2 separate regions of the Homo sapiens genome follow, and region 1 is linked to region 2. Evidence: chromatin contacts called from ENCODE Hi-C or POLR2A ChIA-PET data. All regions are on one chromosome and are shown on one strand. The core of a region is the stretch at or near the end of the contact, and the rest is flanking DNA. Distances in the headings are between cores, read along the strand shown. Region 1 holds the start of HPS3 (HPS3 biogenesis of lysosomal organelles complex 2 subunit 1). Region 2 overlaps HLTF (helicase like transcription factor).

The links. Hi-C counts contacts between places; a loop is a spot of excess contacts on that map. ChIA-PET counts read pairs that join two places held with the same protein, here RNA polymerase II (POLR2A). Pooled maps may share reads with other maps.
Region 1: a loop to region 2 is called in a pooled map, with 3 times the contacts of the local background. The contact joins the promoter of HPS3 here to the enhancer-like site in region 2. A Hi-C loop is called at or near these places in 6 of 50 pooled maps. POLR2A ChIA-PET finds 5 or more read pairs at or near these places in 2 of 52 experiments (CD8-positive, alpha-beta memory T cell and PC-9).

Annotation. Positions count from the first base shown.
Region 1 is chr3:149,128,300-149,131,166 of GRCh38, reverse strand. It overlaps HPS3 (HPS3 biogenesis of lysosomal organelles complex 2 subunit 1), which reads right to left and starts at 1,529. Exons shown (of 17, transcript NM_032383.5): 1 at 1,227-1,529. The coding sequence starts at 1,443. RefSeq lists enhancers at 988-1,487, 1,269-1,528.
Region 2 is chr3:149,041,543-149,044,382 of GRCh38, reverse strand. It overlaps HLTF (helicase like transcription factor), which reads left to right. Exons shown (of 25, transcript NM_003071.4): 19 at 2,093-2,217; 20 at 2,715-2,840. Among named protein-coding and RNA genes, the nearest start is that of HLTF-AS1, 43 kb to the left of the region's middle. Within about 2 kb of position 1,327, at least 2 of the 41 ENCODE cell types and tissues checked have a DNase peak (open chromatin) inside an H3K27ac peak, as active enhancers do.

The DNA.
Region 1 (2,867 bases), core at 280-2,779, 87 kb before region 2:
CACTGATCTATTTATTCAACTTTTTGTTTTTTTTTTTTTTTTTTAACATAAACTCAGACCCCAAGGTTTCTATAAACTCACACCGAACCAGCTGCGGGGTAGGGATTAGAGAGAGATCTCCAATCTTCCAGGTTCAAGTTCTCCACTTCATTAATAGCATAGCCACCAGCTTTTGCAACGTAAATACTGAACTTTACACCCATCTTGTAAAGTATGAATCGAAGGTAAGTGTATTAAAGGAATTATATGGTAAATTCTTCTGTAATCTAAAAGGGATCTAGTTTTAAATGTTGGATTTTTCTAAAATAGGATTCACCCACACAGTATTTCCTTGGTATTGCTTCACATTTCTGGTGTGAAAGAGTAACGGCTGCTCTTACAACTGTTTGTTTTTGTTTGTTTTGGGACGGAGTCTCACTCTGTCGCCTAAACTGGAGTGCAATGGGGCAATCTCCGCCTCCCCGGTTCAAGCGATTCTCCTGCCTCAGCCTCCCAAGTAGCTGAGACTACAGGCGCCCACCACCACGTCCGGCTAATTTTTGTATTTTTAGTACAGACGGGGTTTCAATAAATTGACCAGGCTGGTCTCGAACTCCTAACATCGTGATCCGCCTGCCTCAGCCTCCCAAAGTGTTGGGATTACAGGCGTGAGCCACTGCGCCCGGCCACAGATGTTTAAGAGAAGAGAGGGGGGCAGTCTGAGTTCTACTTACACACATTTAAAAATCAACACATAATGTGAGCTTTCAAAAACCGACCGGAAGTAGATGGAGGTACAGATGTGAAAGAACTGCCAAGAGTTGGAATAATTGTTAAAGCTGGGAGTACTTGGAGGTTCCGGGATACAGTACTAGTCTCCTTATTCCTACTTGTTTTTTTGGTAAGTCTTTGAAATCTGATGCACTAAAGAGTTTTTTGTTGTTGTTTGCTTAAGTATCCGAGATGAGTGGAATCCAGCCAGAGGCCTTTCTGCAGAAAACCAAGACGAAGAGATGTCAGCGTCTCCGCCCCGACAGAAGCAAGCTCATACCTATGCTTGCCGCGACAACCGCATAGCTCAATGCGACTTCAAGCAATCAGCGGCCAGACCCAGGGAGACCATCCGGCAAATTCCGGGAAGCAAGAAGTCCCATCCCTAGCTAGAGCTACAGCCCAGACGTTCGGTCCGCTAGCTAGGAGGCCTCAAGCTGGACCCCAGGCGGCCCCTGGCTCTCTAGATTACTCACCAGCCTCGCTGTAGGCCAGGCGCAACACCCGGCCCAGCGTGGAGAAGGCGCACCGCGGCTGGCACAGCTCCTGGCCGGCCACCGCGAACGCCTCCACCTTGCAGCCCGCCGCCACGAAAAGCGCGTCACGCCCCCCGCCACAGAACCGGTCCGGCTCCAGCTTGCAGGGCACCACCTGCTGCGACCCGAACGGGTGCAGGTTGTACAGCTGCACCATCCCGACGTCCGGCGGGATGGCACAGCCTGCCCGCCCTGCAGGGCGCCCGGAGACCCCGCGCTGACCGCGAATGTAGGACTACTTCCGCGAGCGAGCCAATGACGCCGGGTCACGTGAACGCCAGCCGGCCCCGCCCGCGGCTCCGCTACTTAAAGAGGCCGCCGCGGGGCGTGGCAGGCGTCGGGAAAGCGGTCACGCCAGCCTGGTCAGCCCGCGCTCTGGCGCTGCAGTGCTTTCGGTCTCTGCGCCTCCCACTCCGCCGCGCGAGCTTGCCACTGCTCTATGCTCAGTGGCCGGTGGGTGCGGGGACCGCTGGGTCCCTGCCTTTCGTCTTTTACTGCTTTGGGCCAGGCGGTATGTTTTGGCTTTTGAGTACGTTCTGACAATTCATCATCTATCTTGTAACATTTTGTACTTACTTTGAGGAGCGTTATTCATGTCTCTTCAGTAGTCCCTGAGCTTCTGGAGGATGGGGTTGCAAAAACTGAAATGGGGTGCAACTCGGGGCTAAACACTCTGAAGAGTTGCTTTAAAATAATGGAAATTCTAGAATAGTTCAGCTGGAAAGAGCAAAGCCTTGAACGTGCTTGGCAAAAAGATATTTGTTGAAAGAAAGAATCCATGGACTTCATCTTGTAGGCATTTGACAAAAGACTAGTTTGAGCCCCAGAGGATAGAAGAACTAGGAGGGAAATCCCCTGGCTTTCAGTCCAGTGCTCCTAAAACTATGCAGTAAATTATCTATTCCTGACATCTCAACGTGGAGTTCACGATCGCAACACTTTCCCTTTTCTAAAAAAATCAGATTTAGATAAAACAAGTAGTATAACTTTGTCCAGTTCACCTAGAAAATATATGTGTTAGCATGGATTGAGGGATGCTGTTTTATTTAGGCACACAGGGACATAAATGAAAGTGCAACATTTTCTTCAGTCAGTTTCCAGTTCAGAATTTGTAAATTAGATGCAATTGGATTGAAGTTAAACTTGCCTCCCTTTCCTAGGCCCTTCAGATGAATAAAGTACCTCTAAGTAATGGGAAACAACAGGTTCGTCAAACTCAGTGAGTTAGAGAAGTAAACATGGAGGTAGCTCAGGTCAGGAACTAGGGCTGCAAAAAATCACAGAAGGCTCCTATGGAAAACAACCAGACTAATAGTCCACAAGTTATTTGTTCTAGATACAAAACTTAAGAGCAAATATCAAAATCAATAGTAAAAAAGATTCCTTTCCACAAGTATCTGCCATATTATTCTTTTTGGCTTAATTTTCTTCTTCAAGACTTAATTATCCTAATTCAATTTTCTCCTAATGAAGACTGATATTAACTTTAGTGTAATTTCACCTGCATAAAAAGAATGTCTGTTTTGGAGAAAGAAGTGAGATTTGCTCAAAACCTGGAACCCCATTCCTTCCTAGAGATAG
Region 2 (2,840 bases), core at 78-2,577:
GACCATGCCAGGGAATAATTAGTGTTAGTAAAGGTTATTCTATTTGAAAAAGTTGAAAAAGATTAACTTTATTGAAACTGTTCTCAGAAAATAAGTTATTTTTAAAGTATTCTTTTTAATAGGCTATATATTTACTAACATTTATTTAGCACTCACTAGGTGTTATACATTGATCTTAGTGCTTTAAATGTATTCACAGCAATCCTATTAGGTCAGTATAATTATCCACATCTTATAAGTGAGGAAACTGAGGCACAGAGCAGTTTAGGTGACTTACACTGTTGTCACACAGCTAGTGAGTGACAGGACAGATTAACTCTGGCACTTTGGTTTAGAGCTTGTAAGTTTAATCTTTGTATTATTTTGCCTATTCCTTGCATTCTTGAATATTCAGAAATGTTTGTTGCCATAATACTACCAGTACTAATACTAGCAACAGATTCATGTATAGCACTTAATATAGTCCAGGCACTATTTTAAATACTTTACATGTATTAAATTAAATAACAGTAGTTGTATGAGGTAGGTACTTTTACAATGCCACTGTTAGAACTGAGGAAGCTCAAGACATAGGTTAAGCAACCTGTCCAAGGTTACATAATTAAATTGGCACAGCCAGGTTTTGAATTCATGACCAGCTAGCTCTAAAAATTTGTACTCTTAGCCGTTAGGCTATATTTCTTCTGTTGCCTTAAAATACTTAAATATCAGATGGCCTGGTTATATAATTTTTGGATCACCCATTTCCTTAAGAATCTATGTTGTCATTGTACCACTGTATTTTGTATAGAATGTTTCTGTGGGGAAGCCTGGTTTTTTTTTTTTTTTTTTTTTTCCCTCTGAAGTTCAGCAACTTCTTTGTTGACTTTCCCCTGGGACATGTGATATTATTTAAATCTTTAGATTCCAGGCTTTTCCCCCCTTCTCTTTCCTGGAAAGCTTTCTTTAAATATTGTTTTCTGTTCCATTATTTTATTTCTCTCTGTGTATGTTAGATGTCTTTTATCTGTGTTCCATAGGTATCATTTTATTTCTGATCTTTTACATTTTTTTGTTTAATTTTGATTTTCTCAGTCCTGTTTCCTACATCCTTTTCTATGTTTTTATCAGTGACTAGTCTTTTTTTATATTGGCTTATATTGGTTTCAGTGTGACTTTCATTTCTCTGATGATTCACTGTTTTCTTTCACTTTCTTGAGCCATACCAGCTCATCTTTCATCTCTTCCTGTTCTCTTGCCATATTTTTTCAAAGCTCTTTGTCTTTGCTTTAAGATTTTTTTTTTTTGGAGGAATTGTTTTATTGAGTGGTGTTAAATTGTGACAGTATCCTTGGTCATAATTTTTATTTGCTCTGTGGCAACATTTTTCTGCTGAGTTTTCTTTCACTGCCATGTGTCCCCTACCTTTGCTCTCTGCTGATTATTACTTATATTTGAATATCTTGAGTTCTTCTTGGACTAGCTATTTGCTAGTCCAGATATACAAAAGGGAAAGGTCACAATCATGTCCCCGACCAGCAGGAAATAACCCAATTTACTTAAGACTCAGGGTTACATGTTGAGTTACTTTAGGTTTTATTAGTACACATAAACAGAGATCAGAAACTTTAGGGGTGCTTGGAGTGTAGAGTGCTGTGCCCATAGTCTTTTTTTGAAAATACAGTGCACCTGTATGTTTCTGTATTCAGTTTACCTTCCCTCTTTTTTTGATATAAATTTCTCCATGGAAGCTCAAGTCACCAAGCATGCACCCTGTTCCTGTTTCTGCACATGAGAGGTATTGATTTTCCCCTCAGGGCATGCCATCCATTTTAAAGAATTGTGTTTTGGCAGCTCTGTTTGAGATCTGCAGTCATCCCTCTCAGCATCTTCCTATCTGACTTAGACTGCAATTGGCAGCCATTTCTCATATATTGTGCCTTATTGTTATAGATCTCTCTTGGTTTTATTAGAGTTGCTTTTCTGCTTTTCATTCTTGTTTTGGAGTAATTTCTAGAGAAGAAAAGAAAAATGCCATTTTACTCTGCTGTTTTAGAATAGGAAGTTATTATTGTTTAGCGGACTTAATAATATTTGACATTTTAATCTCTAGGTATTTTAATGAAGGGACTGTCCTGGCACATTATGCAGATGTCCTGGGTCTTTTGCTTAGACTGCGGCAAATTTGTTGCCATACTTACCTTCTTACAAATGCAGTGTCTTCCAATGGCCCCTCAGGTAGGTAAATTTGATTGCTTCATATCATTGTATTTGTCAGAGATACTTAAATAAGAGTGATAAATTTTTTTTATGTGGCATACATTTAGTTTATTTTGTTCTGTCAAATGGAGATTGCTTTTAGTGTGAGACTCAGCTAGGAATACATCCAATAATTTTTTTACCAATGAAATGGAATTATAATGAGGTCTTTCCAGGAATTCCGGTGATAGATACCCTTTGATGAAAGATTCATATTGGATCTGCCTTTTATTGTGTGGTGGTATGTTATTGTCATGTTATAATGATGCTTCTCTATGAGGTATATTATGTGAGTTGGCTACTATTTTGGCTTCTGAATGTTTCTTAAATTTCAAATTTAAATTATGCTTTTTGCCTATGGCAGAAAATGATGAGAGACTTTCCCTACTGGCAAGCGAAACTTTTCCTTATAAGATAGATTAACTTGTCATATTACAAACCTTGCTCTGAAATTAATTTTTCAGCCTTTTCTCTAGGAAATGATACACCTGAAGAACTGAGAAAGAAGTTAATAAGGAAGATGAAGTTAATTCTGAGCTCAGGTTCAGATGAGGAATGTGCAATTTGCCTGGATTCTTTAACAGTTCCTGTGATAACACATT